3 separate regions of the Homo sapiens genome follow, and all the other regions are linked to region 2. Evidence: chromatin loops called from intact Hi-C (ENCODE). Cell type or tissue: Caco-2. All regions are shown on one strand.

The links. Peaks named below come from ENCODE experiments on the same cell type or tissue, not always from the same donor. Only the 100,000 strongest peaks of a DNase experiment are listed, where the experiment ranks them.
Region 1: it touches region 2 in a loop (7-fold over the local background); 68 of 110 quality-filtered maps call a loop at or near these places.
Region 3: it touches region 2 in a loop (6-fold over the local background); 67 of 110 quality-filtered maps call a loop at or near these places.

What each region holds. Positions count from the first base shown.
Region 1 is chr6:41,004,811-41,007,310 of GRCh38, reverse strand. The region is part of intron 1 of LOC101929555 (a long non-coding RNA gene); the gene reads left to right. Among named protein-coding and RNA genes, the nearest start is that of UNC5CL, 33 kb to the left of the region's middle. In Caco-2, a CTCF peak has its summit at 959 (motif pointing left); a DNase peak (open chromatin) is centred at 990.
Region 2 is chr6:41,063,665-41,066,164 of GRCh38, reverse strand. APOBEC2 (apolipoprotein B mRNA editing enzyme catalytic subunit 2) reads right to left here. Exons shown (of 3, transcript NM_006789.4): 3 at 1,274-2,064. It overlaps OARD1 (O-acyl-ADP-ribose deacylase 1), which reads left to right. Exons shown (of 6, transcript NM_001329686.2): 6 at 1-1,393. Among named protein-coding and RNA genes, the nearest start is that of OARD1, 7.4 kb to the left of the region's middle. In Caco-2, no CTCF peak of the experiment used is centred here; a DNase peak (open chromatin) is centred at 1,114.
Region 3 is chr6:40,996,770-40,999,269 of GRCh38, reverse strand. The region is part of intron 1 of LOC101929555 (a long non-coding RNA gene); the gene reads left to right. Among named protein-coding and RNA genes, the nearest start is that of UNC5CL, 41 kb to the left of the region's middle. RefSeq lists enhancers at 952-1,624, 1,625-2,298. In Caco-2, no CTCF peak of the experiment used is centred here; DNase peaks (open chromatin) are centred at 1,489, 1,889 and 2,427.

The DNA.
Region 1 (2,500 bases), 59 kb after region 2:
AAGAAGAGTACGATGAACACCTGGAACGTTTCACTTACATTAGCCATGTCTCTCTCTCTCTATCTATGCCTATGCCTATCTATCTATCATCTATCTATCTATCTATCTATCTATCTATCTATCTATCTATCTATCTATTTATCTATGTTTCTTTCTTTTTTCTTTTTTTTTTTTTTTCTTGAGATGGAATTTTGCTCTTGTTGCTCAGGCTGGAGTGCAATGGCGTGATCTCGGCTCACTGCATCCTCTGCCTCCTAGGTTCAAATGATTCTCCTGCCTCAGCTTCCTGAGTAGCTGGGGTTACAGGCCTCAGCTTCCTGAGTAGCTGGGGTTACAGGCATGTGCTACCATGCTGGGCTAATTTTTGTATTTTTAGTACAGACAGGGTTTTGCCAGACAGGGTTTTGCCATGTTGGCCAGGCTGGTCTCAAACTCCTGACCTTAGGTGATCTGCCCGCCTCGGCCTCCCAAAATGCTGGGATTACAGGCATGAGCCACCACACCTAGCATATATATATTTCTAAAAAATCTGAATCATTTAAGTTATAGACATCATAATACTTTCTCTTAAACACTACAGCACATCTCTTCTAAAGATACTCTCCTTCACAATACCATATCACATTCAAGAAATGTAATATTGATATAGCACTATTTCATATACTATCCACATCCAAATATCCTCCATTGTCCCCACAATGTCCTTTGTAGTTCCCTCCTTGATTCAAGGATCATGCATTGCATGTGTCTTTATTATCCTTGAGTCTAGAATAGATCATTTTTTAAAATTCTTCTTGACTTTCTTTTTTCTTTTCTTTTTTCTTTCTTTCTTTTTTTTTTTTTTTTTGAGACAGGGTCTCACTCTGTTGCCCAGGCTGGAGTGCAGTGGCATGATCTCGGCTCATTGCAGCCTCCTCCTCCCTGTTCAAGCGATTCTCCTGCCTCAGCCTTCCGTGTAGCAGGGACCACAGACGTGCGCCACCTCCTGGCTAATTTTTGTATTTTTAGTAGAGACGGAGTTTCACTTCACTATGTCAGGCTGGTCTTGAATTCCTTGACCTCAAGTGATCCACCCGCCTTGGCCTCCCAAAGTGCTGAAATTACAGGCGTGAGCCACTGTGCTCGGTCCTTCCTGAGATTTTTGAAGAATCCGTGCCATTTCTATTGTAGAGAAATTGGCTGCCATTTCATGTCAGTTGGTCCCGTTATTAGATGCTGAGTTTGATCATTTGGTTAAGTGGTGTCCACCACTGTTCTCCATTGCACCCTTGCCCCTTTTTACTTACTAAGTAATCTGAAGGGGTTATATTTGAACTGCATGAATATCTCACCAACCTTTTATTCAATGGTAACAGAATACACCGATGATTCTTAGCCGAGTAACTCACTACGTTGTAAAATGGTAATTGTCTAATTCTATCATTCTACTTCATTAACAGGCATTCTTTCATGAAGAAGAGTTTCCCCACCCTTTTGAATATCACCATGAACTGGGGAACTTAAAAAAAATCCATGTGTCATAATTAATTACAAATATTAAAACTCAAATTGTCCAAAATTTGCCTGGTGGGAGCCCTTTCAGTTTGGCTCCCGTGCTCCTTTGACATGTCACCATTAGAATTTGAGCACTTTCTTGATTTTTAGCGCAACCTGACATCCTAGGCTTACCCTGTACTGTCTCTGCTCCAGAATCGGATCAGTCATTTCTCCCAAGGCTCCTGGCTCCTTTCAATGGAGAACACTATTAAAAAACCAAATTCTGGGTGCTTGGTGCACTCATTCCATTGGAGCATTGTTATTTCTAGGCTCTTTCAGTGGATAGAGCTAGCAAATACTTTTTCAAAAAAAGAAATCTTGTATTTACTTTGATACTTCCAATTCAAATCCAACACCCCAGGGTCTTCCTTCCCTTCCCACAATCCCTATTCATGTGTTCTTTCTCTCACAGTGAGAACTTGGTTCTCAAAATGCCAACATATTCATTAACTTTCTCTATTCTACAACACACACAAATCATTTCAGAGTTACTGCACCAGTTATACTACTAAGAACAAACCTACTCAGTCAGGTTTAAGGCATCTTTGTGGTGTTTATTCTCTTTAGAATATATTCCATTAAGGGTGTATAGTCAGGGTACTGTGTCCCAAATTCTTTGAATTAGAATTTTTCTATATGATTTGATACAGAATTAGGTTTCATTTGCTTTTGTTAAAACTCATCTTTAGGTTTAGTTTTTTTTCGCTCTTGGTAATTTAATTTTGTTTCTAAACATGTAAAAACATTTAAATGATTGAAAAATCAAACATATATAAGACGGTATACTAGAAGATGTCTCCCTCCGATCCCTAGCCCTTTTGCTACATTTCTACATTTCTATTCACACCCTGCAGATAACTATTTTCGTTAGATTCTCATTTACTCTTCCTGGTATTGTTGTTGTTTTAAAATAGCATTGATCCAGCTGAAGAGGAAAAATGGAAATTTAGCTAAAGAAACTAAG
Region 2 (2,500 bases):
ACAGAGCAAGACCCTATCTCAATTAAAAAAAAAAATTTGGTGGTGGAGTGGGATGGCCACTTTTGTGTTTTTAACCTCCATAGAAGATTTGGATGTGCAGCCAGCTGGGGTCTAAATATTAGTCCTCTTTTCTTCCGAAGCTGCAAAGACCAGTCGTCTATTGTGGTCATGGTAGGAAAATAAAGTTCATGGATTTAGCCAATGGTTCAGTATCAGAGCTATTCGGGAAACTAGACATTTTCTTGTTTTCCCTTACAGTGGTGTTGAGAGTTAAAACAGCCAGACTTGCTATTGATTTTCTCCCTAGAGTGACTTTGGGTCTGTCACAGGACTTGCTGCTTTCCCAAGTATAAAAGAACAACTGTATTTTAGAAGGGGCTGGTTAAAACACCAGGAAAGTACTGGTTAAATATAATCTTTGTACTTTAGACTGTGTTCTTATCACATATCAGCCTGATAAGAGGCAACAGTTTCAAAAAAGTATTTCACTTTTGTATTTCTAGGTGGAACAGACAAGTTCTTCATGTTGTTGGGGTAGGGGCAGTGGAGGGTCAAGTTCATTATCAAACTTTTAGATTGAGGCTTTTCTTGAAGCATTGCTTTTGTCCACATAAAGTTGAAGGGAAAAAGGAAGGAGAGATTATCTAAATACACAAAATTGAAAGTGAGAGTGGGGGATAAGAAACTTAAAGAAACTTAAAATATTTTGCTTAACTCTGCAATTACAGATGCTCCTCAACTTAGGTCTATGTCTGGGTAACCCCATCTTAAGTTGAGTTCAGTTGAAGGGTGTACTGAATGTGTATGGCTTTTGCACCGTTGTAAAGTCCAAAAATTGCAAGACAAACCATTGTAAATTGAGTACCATCTGTAAACCTTAACACAAGTCAAAACATGGATTTTCTAGGCTTCCTTTACTTTTAAAGAGATTATGGTTATTATTATTATTTTTTTCTTGGCGTTTGAGCCTTGATTCTTTAGACAAAACCTAGTCTCATTCAGGATTGGCTGTAAGTGGAATTCTGGGACTTAGCAGGAATGTGATAAAGCACTTTGTCATTTGCCGATAGTAGTCTTGGGTCAAATTCCGACGACTTATCACACTTGAAGCCTGAGGAAAGGAGGCATGCCCTGGTAATCAGAGTGAACACATTATTCCTGGAAACCTAGTTAGAGTTTGGCAAACACCCGGAAATTCACCTGTGAATTTTTGCTTCCACATAGGACTCAAACAAACCTTTAAAAAAAAAAAAAGAGAGACTTGACATCATCCTGCCATTACCATCAAACACCATGTATTGAATACTTTTAAATGATTGTATATCTGAACATTAAACTACTACTTTTCACCCGCTCCTCTCTAATAAAGAAGCTAGTTGCTTATTAACTGGCATTTGGGATGTGGCTACCTTAGATTTCTCATGCTTTTTGTTCCACCTTCTGCCCTATTACTTGCCTTCAGAGAAGGGAAAGGCCCTCACTTGATTGTCGTAAGAAGTCTGTATGGGAGAGTTATTCTGCATTGTCTAGGCAAGTCTTGGTTTAACCATGGCTTGGTTCATAGCCTGGAGTGTCCCTGTGTCTGGACTAGCTCGCTTGTCTGTGGCAACTTCCAGATGTTCAAGTTTCTTAAAAATCTGGCCACGGGAAAAACACACCACTTCTTTTATTAATGTTGCTGTTTTTCTTTTTTTAAAAAAATACCCAACTTAACATAAAATGCATATTTCAGAAATCTAAACCTCGGGTCTGAGGCTGTTTGTGTTAAGCAGCCCCCTTGGGTGAGCAATTAGGACCTTCAGTCCCATAGTTGACTGGAGCCCATGTATGGTTGCATTTCTCTCCTTGCAGGTCACTTTCGTCCTTCCCGAGAGCAGCATTAGAGAGAGAGTCACAGCCTAAATAAACTACAGCATGAGAAGTATATTTCAAGTCCTCTAAGGGCCTTGTCCAGTATGATTGGTTGGTGTCAAATGTTGTCCAGCTCCAAATGGTATTAGGAAGACAGGCATGTCCCAGATGGCTGTACATGTCATTGCTGTCTCTTGGTGGCAGCAGGAATACCTTGGTAAAACAAACAAAGAAAATGTGTTACTGAGAGCTCTGCTGGCCCCGAACAATGACTAGTTTCTTTTTGAACTAAGGTTTCTGTGTGCCCTTCCCAACAAGTCCCTGGATTTCTCCTCCATAGTTTCCTTTGCAGGATTGGGTAAATTTACCAGGATTGACTAAACCAGAAGCCAGTCTTTCGTTCATGTTTTGATGTGGTTTACACAGAAAAAGCCCCAGAAGAGATCTGGTTTAACTCTGGTCTTTTGACTAAATATAGGATTAAATACTATTTTGTCATTAAAAAAAAAAAAAAGAAAGATGAAATAAGTATGTAAAATAAGACACTTTATTTAACAAATGCTCATTTCTCAAGATTATTTTAATTAAGCAGGGTTGTTCTTTTGGGCTTTTAGATTACACTCTTATCTCATGCCAGTTTTTTTTTTTT
Region 3 (2,500 bases), 67 kb after region 2:
CGTGCGCCATCTTTGCCTGTTTCTTGGGTACTGAACCACGCTCAGCAGCAGGGCTGCCAGCCCTGATTTCCTGGGTCAGTCAGGCAACATATCTGAATTCTAAGAAAGCCACCTGGAGCATAATGACTTTCCTCTCAAGGTGAGACTGTGGCCAGCTAGTGAGAAAATGTGAATGAGGGCGAGGGGCAACTCTGGCCACCTTTTAGTCCCGTGGGCCATGTATATTAGTCACATAGGCTAGGTTTTGCTGCAATTGCAGGTAACTCCACAACAGAACTTATTTTTCATCTGGGCTACGTGTCCACTGCAATCCAGCCACAGCTCTGTTCCATGCTTTCTTCTCTTGGGGACCAAGCCTGTTGGATAAGGCACTATCTGGAACATGTTCTGGTCATTGTGACAGCAAGAGAAAAGCCAGAGAACCACGTGCTAGCTCTTAAAACTTATACTCCAAAGTGACACATGTGACTTCTGCTCACATTTCATGGGCCAAAGCAAGTCATTTGGCCAGAGCTGCATATATCAGAAAGGAGGTGTCTATTTCTCCTGCAGGGAGGGGCACTGAATATTTGGGACGGTCTTTTTCCAGGAAGATACCAGCTCTGCCTAAAATATAGCAGTTGCATGCGATTTAGAAATCTGACAAACAGGATTGTCAGAAAAGATCTGAAGGAAGCTGCCATGTGGGGAATTGTAATTTTTTCCCCTAAAGATTATTTCATGCTTGTTGGATCCATCATATTCTGAAATCCTTTTGCTGTCCAACAAATATTGATAAGTGGAGGCTATTCAGTCACATAGTTCTTAGGCATATCACGCCATAGCTCCCTGACATATGCCTACTGGCTGCCTTAATTTTCTCCCAATTTGTAGCTCCATGTTTCCCCATCTTCCTCCCCACACCCCATCTTTTTCTTTTTTTCTTTTTTTTTTTTTTTTTGCCCTTCTTCATTTCTTCTCTGGTCTCCAAAACCCAGATGACTGTGACTTTTCTGTGATCACTTAAGATTTTCAAGCTCCTCCCTCAAGAGGCTGGTAATTTCCACTTGGAGCATTTTCCTACTATTTTGTCCAGCTAAGCAGTAGGTTCTTAGGAAAACTGTGTGTCTTGGAGAATGAATTTCCATCAGAGGTAAGTGATTGGCATGCTTTTTTCTGTTTTTGATTAAAAATAATTTTAATATAATATTTTACTAGATTGTCTGACCAGAAAAGAAATTACTAAAAATCATAGCTATAGAGGCACTTTAACAAAATAAATATTTAATACCTGGGACCTATTTGGTACTTTTCTCTTTGCCCCTTCTTATTACAAGTACCTGAATTCTCATGCTTGATTGCCAGATGGGATCTTGAAGTGTCTGGCCAAGTCCTGTGGGGGTCAGAGCCCTCTGTTGCGGCTGAGCCTTGGACCAGCAGTGATCAGAAACCTTTCCTGGGGGGAGGCTTTTGTTTGCTTGCAGGAATGTTTCTGGGCCACCACCCCAGGTAGCCCATTCACCGTCCTGGCAGGGAGAGCTCATAAAAGAGGCAGCCTATTTCACTTTTTTCTTTCCTCCTTATCAACTGGGACAGTTTGTTTTTCCCTCTGACTCATAGATCCGGAATTTCAGGACTAGAAAGGGGCTCCCCTGCTGTTTTCTTCAAGTGACAAAAAGACAAAGATAGAGTTTAGCTACCTATAGTGCATTTTACTTCAGCATGAAGAATACTTATAATTGTCTTTTCCAATCAGACATTTTCCTAGCCAGTTTGTTTACCTTATTTTGATTTTGAGGAGGCCCATTTCCTACCTTGTTTTCGTTTGTCTTATTTTTTACTGGTCTTAGCTGGGTCTTTTGTGAGCTGCTAATTTGCTCTCTGGTCTCTTAGCAACCAGGAACTTTTCCAGCTTGCTGCTGAATCAGACCTTGGAGTTGCAAAGTTTATAACAGAACCTGCTGAAGGACAGTATCTCTCCTAGAGCCAGCAATTTTAAACCAATGTTTGAACAAGAAAATTAACCAGGGTTTCAGGACATGTACATTCACAAAGGCAACAACTACAAAACAAATGTCTGGCTCTCCAGAATGGTTCCATTCTCTTCCGCTCCCAGCCCCAGATGGCCAAGTGCTCTCTGGCTTACTTTGTCTTCCCTCCTGCAGCACAAGGCATTTCCCATTCCCTGTTCTTGGGCTGATGTGAAGCAAATGGAGCCTGCTCAGATAGGAAACAACTGTGCCCTGCCTGGAGGAGAACCAGAAAGGGGTTCTGGGTCTGCTGCTTGTTAGCAGGGGGTCAGGGCCAGCTGGTCACATGGTCTTTGACAGTTTCATTCCACACGTATTTATTTCACGCCCACTAGGTGCTAGGCCTCAGCACAGGGAAATGCATAGAATACAGCTGTGTCCCTTTAGAGCCTGTAGTCTAGTGAAGACAAACATAAATAATCTGGTTGCTATCCGTGTGACAAGCCTGCACTCACGATATAAACAAAGGACCGTGGCAGGAGAGAGGAGAA